Linked DNA regions of Homo sapiens: region 1 is linked to region 2. The links are chromatin contacts, found by Hi-C in ENCODE. All regions are on one chromosome and are shown on one strand. Each heading gives the region's core, a stretch centred on a gene start or an enhancer-like site at or near the end of the contact. The rest is flanking DNA. Distances are from core to core; before and after follow the strand shown.

What was found. A loop is a pair of places that touch in the nucleus more often than their neighbours do. Pooled maps may share reads with other maps.
Region 1: a loop to region 2 is called in a map of gastrocnemius medialis, with 5 times the contacts of the local background. The contact joins the enhancer-like site here to the promoter of ACAT1 in region 2. A Hi-C loop is called at or near these places in 2 of 168 maps with a recorded cell type or tissue (both gastrocnemius medialis) and 2 of 50 pooled maps.

What each region holds. Positions count from the first base shown.
Region 1 is chr11:107,707,562-107,712,984 of GRCh38, reverse strand. It overlaps SLN (sarcolipin), which reads left to right and starts at 929. Exons shown (of 2, transcript NM_003063.3): 1 at 929-1,022; 2 at 4,980-5,423. The coding sequence starts at 5,055. The coding sequence ends at 5,150. RefSeq lists an enhancer at 4,469-5,260. Within about 2 kb of position 4,029, at least 2 of the 41 ENCODE cell types and tissues checked have a DNase peak (open chromatin) inside an H3K27ac peak, as active enhancers do; they include gastrocnemius medialis, where a contact is called at or near this core.
Region 2 is chr11:108,120,317-108,125,213 of GRCh38, reverse strand. ACAT1 (acetyl-CoA acetyltransferase 1) reads right to left here and starts at 3,647. Exons shown (of 12, transcript NM_000019.4): 1 at 3,536-3,647. The coding sequence starts at 3,607. RefSeq lists enhancers at 971-1,030, 1,091-1,210 and silencers at 3,436-3,845, 3,447-3,985.

The DNA.
Region 1 (5,423 bases), core at 2,780-5,279, 410 kb after region 2:
AATTGCTAGGGTCATGTTTAAAGTACTTAATTGATCTGCTTTCAAGTCTAATTTAACACTTCAGGGGCTCCAAACATGTGATACATTGGTTACAAACTCATCTTAGTCTAATTTTAGTTAGTGTTCATATTAGAAAGTTATATAATACTTTTCTTTCTTTCAGATATATTCTATAATTCACATTTTTCACTAATTTTACCCAGTTCTCCTTCCACTCCCAATCTATCCAAATAACTGAGTTGAACTGTGTGAGTTTACTGCTCTATTAATTTATTGCCAGAGATATACAAACCATGACTTCCTCGGCTGTTTCAGATGAAACTGTAGATCCACGTGTAAACTTGCAATGCACAGCTTAGCTGGAAAGTTACGTGGAGCAGGTGACGGAGGGGATAGCTTTCACTGCTTGGACTAAAGTCAGTTTTGAAAGAGCTAAAGATGCCTATTGAATTCTGGAGTGTGTGTGTGTGTGTATGGGTGTGCATATGTGTGGGTGTAAGGCAGCAAACTCTTCACATTTCAAATAACTAAAGATATGGGTGGTAAAATGAAGTCACATTTTTACACCTCACAGGCTGACTAGGGAGAGCAGTCAAATGCAGCATCGATTGGTTAAAATTAGTCTATCATTCTTGGTTTATGATGTTTTAAAGACATGTTAAAGTTATTCATGAAGATGTAAAAGACACATTTAAAACCCACATCAATTGCACTAAAAGTCAACTGGAAACAGAAGGTTTTTAAATCCTGGTGGTGGCAAATTGGCAGCCAAAGGAACAAAGTCTTAGTCAACATATTTCCATGTCCCCCGAACACAAATAGCCTCGAACCTTCGGAGGGTGTTCCTTTGAGATGTTTCATCAGTGACATCACAGTGATTGCCAGCTTCCACGGACTACTTTAGGCGCTGCCCAGAGTCCAGGAGTCCAGACAGCCTGGGAGGGGAGAAGGAGTTGGAGCTCAAGTTGGAGACAGCGAGGAGAAACCTGCCATAGCCAGGGTGTGTCTTTGATCCTCTTCAGGTAACTGCAGGATTTTTATGCTTAGCATACGGTGTGTGTGTGTGTACAAGCTGCAAATGAGAAAGGCAGAGGAATGTTTGCATTTCTTAATGAAATAGGCAATGCCCCTTGGATACAGCATGCCTTAAGATATAAAGTGAGTACTATTGCTTTCTGTTTTCCTTTTTTTTTCTCCTAAGGGTATGCATTTTCTCCCTTCCTAGTAAAAAAAAATTTTTTTTCTTTCTTGTATTATGGAAGATGGTCTTTTTTCTATCTTCTCTAAGTCTCCATTCAAAGAAAGCCAATGTCAAACTTCCTGCACAATTTATTCAGAGCTTTTTGGGTTTTAGTTCATCCATTTGCAATCACTGGATCATATGGCATGACCTTGACTTCAGGGAATGTTTAAAATGAAACCCAAAGTGTCTTTATTGGTTAAAAGCAGAAAAATGGAACTTGGCTGATCTGAATTTCTGCCTAACTGGTTCATTCTTCCTAAAGTGTATAAATGTGTGTGAAAGGAATGTTCACACCACACCTTACAGTTAGCATATGTGTTGATTGAATTGAATTCACTAGAAATTCTCACCTTAACTCTTCATGTTTTATTCATCTAAAATCACATAAAACAACAAATATTCAAGGTCACCATTAAAGTGCAAGAAGTAGTAAGAGGTAAATCCCAAGAAAGAAAGAAGTGTGATGGGTAGCCTGCTAATTCAGAAATGACTGAAAAAAAAAAAGTTAAGAGTGCATAAACATACACAGTTTAAACAATAACTGAAAGGCAACACTTCTATAATTATCATCCAGGTCAAGAAACAGATCATTGCCAGCACCCAGAAGCCCATTCTTGATCAACCCCCATTCTGCCCCAAGATGTTGGGATCCTCTTGTCCCTGTTATTCTTTATAATTTGACCATCTATGTCTGCATGCCTAAACAATATGATTAACCTCCCTATTTTTGACATCATATAAATGGAGTCATATTCTCTGTTTCTTTTGTAAATTCTTCTTTCACCCAACAATTATATTTGTGAGATCTACCCATTTTCTGTGTAGCTATAGTTCATATATTTTCTTTGCTTTATGAAATTCAAATGTATAACTATACCACAATTTATCATCCATTCTGCTGTTGATAAACATTTGAGTTGTTTCCAGTTTGGAGTTATTGTGATAATATTGCTGTGAACTCTTTATTTATGTAACCTGGCACGCACGTCCTTGACTGTCTTAAGGTAGAAGTGAAATGCCAGATATTAGAGAATGAACATTTTCAACATTAATTCTAAGAAAGCTAAATTGTTTTCCAAAGTGGTTGAAAATTTATGCTAACTTTGTTTAGCCAGGCCAGTTAATTGCAGTGACAATTCACTTGTGTCATAACTCCTAGGAATTCTAGTAACTAGTTCCAGTCTGCTAATTCTAGCTTTGCCTCTAACTTGTTATCTGTCATTACACAAACATCTTAATCTCCTCTCTCTAAAAGTCAGTTTCTCAGCTGTAATCTTGAGAAAGATAAAAACTGCAGTAACACTTGCCTGAGTTGTTGCGAAGGTAACACAAACAGAGCTGTGGAACAGCTTTCAATAGTATTTTTCTCATTTTCTGAGTATATCCTGTTGGATCACTATCCATGATTCCCATGACTTAACAGCTTAATTTAATAGGCAGATTTGGTGGGACCGTTGTTTTGCTCTCCTTGAATTGTTTTGACCATTATAAGCCAGGCTTCATATTTTCTGCTTATCTCTGCATTTCTTGAGAACTTACCCAAATAGATGGACATTTGGACTATGGTTTTATTTCATTGATAAGTTTATAAGAAAGAGTCTGTCTTCGTTTCTCATTCCTTTGCCTCCAGGCACCTTGGCAAGACTCATTACCGTTCTGTTCTCCTCTGCTCTTTTGTACATTCTCATAAATCCTTTTTCCTTGATCCATTCATTTTATTCTGTTTACTTTCTCCTCCATGCAAATCTTTGTAAAGATTTTCTATTTTTTCCCCTTTTTATTTTCTTGGAGAGACAGGGTCTTGCTGTGTTATCCAGGCTGGTCTTGAACTCCTAGGCTCAAGTGATCCTCCCACTCCAGCCTCCCAAAGGGCTGGGATTAGAGGCATGAGCCACCACGCCCAGCCATTTGTAATGGTTTTCATTGGCAATTTACTATTTCCTTCATGCTGAGGTCTAAAAGATGGATAATAATTAAAAGGGAGATGAAATATAAATCTGTCATCATTTGGCTATATATCTACTGGTTGGCACCATCTGATTTGAACTTGTATTTTTTTTTGAGACAGGGTCTCATTATGTTGCCTAAGCTGGTCTTAAACTCCTAGGCTCAAGGGATCCTCCCACCTCAGCTTCCCAATTAGCTAGGACTACAGGTACCGACTGCCATGCCTGGCTGAACCTGTATGTTATGCCAATTACACAATATGAAAAATGATCATTCAGTTGGCATTTATGCAATTAACAATTTGGTCCATTGATAATATAATCAATACAGTAATTACAATTAATAATTCAGTCATGCTAGATAGTTTAAAAATACCACTCAGACCAAAAGCTTGCTAACAACCCTTTCAGCCTCTTGAACTCTCACCTTTAGCAAACACACAAAATACCCTTTCTCCCTAAACTTTCACTCTACAGTAGACTTTGGTCCTAAATGTCTAAAACATAGATATCGAATTATCTAAAATATATAAATCTTTAATTTCATTTAGGCTGCATAAATAATGTGCAATTTACACCATCTCACTGAAGACAATAGTTTGATGACTTCATTGCACATGTTCTCAAAGTATGATTTCCTGTATGGACAATCTGTACATACTATGAAGATACCATCCCTGCTCTTTGAAATGTTTACAATCTAGGCACATCCTGGACCTGACTAAAAATAGCTGGCACAAGCCCTTGTTGAAACCGAAGTACCCATGAAGTTAACACTTGCTCTTTCGGCTGAATGCCTGTTATGCCAGGGGCTTTTGGTTGATCCCAGTAGGCTATGTGCCCAATGCAGGACTTGTCAGAGGCCATGCAGCTGTTGAAAGTACTTTCTGCTTTCCGTAGAGTTAGATGAAGACCTACAGCAGCCTGAGGCCTGAAAGATTATGGCATCCCACTTATCTATGTAATTCAAAGCAAGAACAATACTAAACCATAAAATTTTTTTGTTTTGGTACCCCTGCTTATTGATACTCTTAAGAAAAGTATACACATGCATACGCACACACGCAAACACACACAGAAGTTGGAGAAAGAAAAATGTAATATTTCACATTTTATGAAAAGCACCAATACGATCATCACAGGAAAAAAGTCAGGACAAAAATGGTGGTCTTTATGACATCAGGCAGAGAAATCAGGCTCTCTCTCTGTAATCATTAGGGCTCTTCAGAGAAACATAACTAATAGAATGTGTTGTGTTGAGGGGATTGGTGTCTGTTTTTAAGGAATTGGCTTGTGCGATTGCAGAGACTGGCAAGTCCAAAATCTGCAGGGTGGGCTGGTAGGCTGGAGACTTAGGGAAGTCTCCAGTCCAAAGACTGTCAGGAGGCTACATGTCCCAGATCAAGGTGTTGGCACAGTTGGTTTCTTCTGAGTCCTTTCTTTGGCTTGTAAATGCCCATCTTCTCCTTGTGTTTTCACATGGTCTTCCCCTCTGCATGTGTCTGTGTCCTAATCTCTTCTGATAAAGACACTAGTCATATTGGATTAGGGCCCTCCTTAATTACCTAATTTTAACTTATTTACCTCTTAAAAGACCCTATCTTCAAACACAGTCACATTCTGAGATACTGTGAGCTAGGGCTTTGACATGTAGATTTTTGGGGGACACAATTTAGCCCATCACACTCTCCTTTTCCACAACACTTCTGTTTCCTTTGAGGAAAGAACGAGCATTGTTATACAGGAATGCCCATTAATCTCCTTGTGTTTTCTTTGTTATGTTTTATCAGGAGGTGAGGAGAAGCCAGAGGTCCTTGGTGTGCCCTCAGAAATCTGCCTGCAGTTCTCACCAAGCCGCTGTGAAAATGGGGATAAACACCCGGGAGCTGTTTCTCAACTTCACTATTGTCTTGATTACGGTTATTCTTATGTGGCTCCTTGTGAGGTCCTATCAGTACTGAGAGGCCATGCCATGGTCCTGGGATTGACTGAGATGCTCCGGAGCTGCCTGCTCTATGCCCTGAGACCCCACTGCTGTCATTGTCACAGGATGCCATTCTCCATCCGAGGGCACCTGTGACCTGCACTCACAATATCTGCTATGCTGTAGTGCTAGGATTGATTATGTGTTCTCCAAAGATGCTGCTCCCAAGGGCTGCCAAGTGTTTGCCAGGGAACGGTAGATTTATTCCCCAACTCTTAACTGAAAATGTGTTAGACAAGCCACAAAGTTA
Region 2 (4,897 bases), core at 2,398-4,897:
TTCCACAACGCCCGTGCACATTCTAATTGTTCCAGAATATATAATTTTGTAACCCTCAGGTGGCTTTTCTCCTCACTAGACTGTGAATTCCAAGAAGAGACTGATTTTATTTATTTTCTATCCCAGTGATGGCAGCAGACACAAAACAAATATTTGAAGACAGTCTGAAAGTTACCAATAACTCAGAGAAACAAAATTTCAGCTACAGTAAATGTTATGAAACCAGCAAAATTGATCATGAACTAGAGAGTAACTGACGGCCTACTTTACATGGGAGAGTCAAAAAAGGCCTTCTAGCAATGTTAATGGAGCTGAGAAATGAATGTTAAAGAGTCATCCTTGGAAAGATCCAGGAAAAGAACATTTGAGGCATCAGGAACACGTAGGACTAAGGCCACGAATTCGGAACAAAATTGGCACACATACTAAGTATAGAAAGAAGGGTCCTGTGGCAAAAGCAGAGTGAGCACGGCAGCAGCTGAGGCCACAGAACTAAGTAGGGCCCAGCAGATCATAAGGGTCTAGATTCTGGCCTATGGGCAATGACAAGCCACTGAAAGCTTTTATGTTATAAAAAGACCACTCTGGCTGCGGGGGAACTGAGTGTACTAGGGTAAGATTAGAAAAAGGGAAGGGGGCCAGGTGTGGTGGCTCACACCTGTAATCACTTTAGGAGGCTGTGGTGGGCAGATCATCAGAGGTGGATCACCTGGTGAGCTGGTCAGGAGTTCGAGCCCATCCTGACCAACATGGTGAAAGCCCGTCCCTACTAAAAATACAAAAAGTAGCGGGTGTGGTGGCACATGCCTGTAATCCCAGCTACTCAGGAGGCTGAGGCAGGAGAACTGCTTGAACCCGGGAGGCCAAGGTTGCAGTAAGCCAAGATCGTGCCACTGCACTCCAGCCTGGGCAACAAGAGCGAAACTTGATCTCAAAAAATAAAAAAGAAAGAAAGAAATTAGCAACAGGAAGGAAGTAGCATACAGGCTGTTAGGTCAAAGGGAAGAAGCAAGGTTACCAAAGCCAAGGGGTCAGGATCCCAGCAGAAGCGGGAACCACAAGAGAGACAGACACTGCCAGATACAGACAGACAGACAAATTATTCTGGCTTCTCCCTTCCTCCTATCTTCCAATCTTCCACTGGTGCCTTCCAGTGGCTACACCCAGCCAGAAGCCAGCTGATATTGGTCAGCCTACAGTAATGCAGACAGACTAGGGGAGGGAAGATAAATGAATCTGGGAGCAAATAAGCCCAAGACTGGCACAATACAGGAATTTTTTTTTAAGTCTGAGTATTAAAAGAAGCTGAATAAAACTGGATCAAAACACAAAACAGTTTCAAGAAGGGAGTGGTCAATAGTGTCAAATATAGGATAAAGGTCAAGAAGAAAAAACTTGGGCTGAGCACAATGGCTCACACCTGTAATCCCAGCACTTTGGCAGGCCAGGAGTTCAAGACCAGCCTGGCCAACAGAACCAGACCCCGTGTCTACAAAAACTAAAATTAAAATAGATTTAAAAAAATAATTAAAAAACAAAGAAAAAGGAAATCACTGTATTTTTCAGCTTCAGTGGCAAAGAAATTTAACTGCAGAGAGTTAAGGAGAAATAGATGCAGAATACATGGGAGGTAATGAGTAAAGACCACTCCTTTGACCAGAGAGAGAAAAGTGATTAGAGCTAGAAAGGCAATGTGCTCCAATAAAGTCCATAAAGATTTGTTGACCATAAAAGAGACCTGGTAAGCAAAGGGAAAAGAGCCAATGTAATGAGAGGTCAAATTCCATTCTACAAAATAGCACAGAAAACTGGAAATCCTGTTTATAGTTCAGTAAATGACCATTTAATTCAAGTGTCCAATACAACTGCTTCCTAGAGTTCAGTAATATGAATGTCACATATCATACATTACAGCATGTACAGGCTTATTTTTTTCATGAGGAGTATTTGTGTTTCATTTTAAGATCTTTTTTTTTAAGACGGAGTCTCACTCTGTTGCCCAGGCTGGAGTGCAGTGGCATGATCTCAGCTCACTGCAACCTTCCCCTCCTCCCGGGTTCAAGCGATTCTCCTGCCTCAGCCTCCCAAGTAGCTGGGATTACAGGCGCCTGCCACCACACCCAGCTAATTTTTGTGTGTGTGTGTATTTTTAATAGAGGTGGGGCTTCACCACGTTGGCCAGGCTGGTCTTGAACTCTTGACCTCAAATGATCTACCCACCCCGGCCTCCCAAAGTGCTGGGATTACTGGCATAAGCCACCTCAACCAACCTGATTGTAAGATCTTAATTAAACCATAAATTAAGAAGGTTCTGAACTTTTTTTTTTTACATCTCTAGAGTACCTAGTTCACCTATGTCACCTAGTCAATACTGACTGAAACCCAAGATAACCTAATTACTTTCTTGTGATTTCTTCACTCATCCCATGAGACTAACAAATAGGCTAAAAACTCATCTTCCCTGGAAACCTACGCCTTGTGACTTTTCTATTATCTCAGTCACCCAGGATCAATTTTAGACTCTTTCTTTTCCCTTGGCTTCGCACCCTCACTCCCTAATTGTCAAGTCCTAGACTGGTTCTTTTACAATCTCTTGCAAAGCTCCTACCGCCAGCACCCTTGTGCAAGTAATGTTATTCTACGCCCAGACGTAAGAACTAGAGTGACCTACCATTGCAACAAAAACAAACATATCAACAATCCCTACTTAACTAGGGTCAAGTCCATACTCACAACATAACTGGATCTCCAAGCTTATTGCCCCCATCGACCTAGAAAACTCAAGCTTCACCAACCACACCCTGAAGGTCTCTACCTATTCCTGAGGCTTTGCCTGACAATCTGTGGTGCGTACTCCCTTGCTTACGCATGTGGAGAATAAATTCTTTGAGACTCTGCCCCTGCTGTGTTCCCTAAACACAACGGTCAGAAGAGCGACAGCCCTTGGAACGCCCTCAGTATGTGAGCTTTGCTCATATGTCAAGTATAATTTATTGTATTATCTGAGTAGTCATTTGTTTTCCCTGATAAATTTCAGGCTGCTCCAAAAAACATCTGTTATGATCACATGGTGCCCTCTCCCCTTGTATGCCCAATGATTATCTATTGTATTAAAAAAGAAAAGGAACCTCTCCTGACAATAACGCACACAAATATGTTTTAAAGAAAATCTCGGGAGCAGCTGCACAGGCCTGCAAAGAGACTCTCCCCGATCCCACCGCTCAGGCCGGGCCAGCGCCAATCCTGGCGGTCCTGCCCGCCCAGACACGTGCCCTTGTTTGACACACCAGTAACGCTCATTAAGATGATTACGCCGAGACCTTGGAAGTAGAAACGCGCTGTAAAAATAGGCGAGTCCCTGGGTGTTATCGGAGCACTTAGGCGGTTTTTGGACCAGAACCCGTCGCGTGACTGTCCTGGGGCCTAAGCCGCGCGCCCGGGCCGCGGGAGCCGCAACGGCCGCGGGCTGGAAGCTTCCGAGGCGGGGACTCCTCGCATCCCGGGTCTGAGTGCTGTGGGGACGAACCCCGCTCACCTGCACCAGCCTCCGGAGCAGGGGGCTGCGGCTGCGGGCGCCGCTGCGCAGAAGTGCCGCCAGCACAGCCATGGTCGCAGAGGGCTGAGTATCGGCTCCACAGGCGTAGACTAGCGGCCTCCTCCCCAACCCCGCACCCCTAGCGGCCCGGCGCGGGCACCGCCCATCCCGCTTCCTCCAATAGTCGCCTCTCAGTCGGCGGCGATTGGCCGGCAGCCAAGGGCGGGGCGGAGCCTGGCGCTGGGACACCGCAGCCTGGGCCAGGAAAGGTTGACGAGTGAAGGACGTGGATGGAGACACTGGCGCTGGGGTCAACGAGCACCTGACACGCTGCTGGCTCCCGTGTCCACCAAGTCTAACCTGCCGGGGCCGGTGGTTTATGTGTAATCCGAGATTTTTCGATTTACTGAGCATGTTTCCCTTAGGCCTACCCAGCACAAACTCATGAAAATATTTTAGGATTTTTTTTTTTTTTTTTGAGACAAGGTCTCACTCTGTCACCCAAGCTGGAGTGCAGTGACGTGACCACAGCTCACTGTAATCTCGACCATCAGGGCTCAAGCGATCCTCCCTCCCCAGCCATCCCAGTAGCTGAGACTACAGGCGAAAGCCTCCACAACCAGATAATTTTTGTATTTTTTGTGGAGACGGGGTTTCACCATGTTGGCCAGACTGGTCTTGAACTCCTGGACTCAAGTGAGCCTCCCTCCTCGGCCTCCCAAAGTGCTGGGATTACAGGCGCAGGCGACCACGCCCAGCAAATTGTTGTATTTTTTTTTTTTTGTAGAGACTAGGTCTCCCTATGTTGCCTAGGCTGGTTGCTGACTCCTGGGCTCAAGCAGACGGCCAGACTCAGCCTCTCAAAGTGCTGGGATTACAGGCGTGAGCCATCACACCCAGCCGTGAAAATATTTTGAAGCAATCAAATTCCAGGCTCAGTCCAGATACAAATATGGGTAAAAAGGCCTCAGGTGATTCCAGTCCCCAACCTTCAACCACTCCAGCTGAGACCCCAGACATCATGGAGCAGAGACAAGCCATACCCACCATGCTGTCTGAATTCATGGTCCACAGAAACGAGAGAAAACAAATGGTTGTTATTTTAGGCCATTATGTTTTGGAGTATTTTTTTTTTTTAAGATAGGGTCTCGCTCTTGTCACCCAGTCTGGAGTACAGTGGTGCAATCATATCTCACTGCAGCCTCAAACTCCTGGTCTCAGGGGATCCTCCTGTCTCTGCCTCCCAAGTAGCTAGGGGATCCTCCTGTCTCTGCTTCCCAAGTAGCTACGTAGCTAGGACTACAGGCATGCTCCACCATGCTAATTTTTTTAATTTTTATTTTATATAGAGAAGGGGTCTTG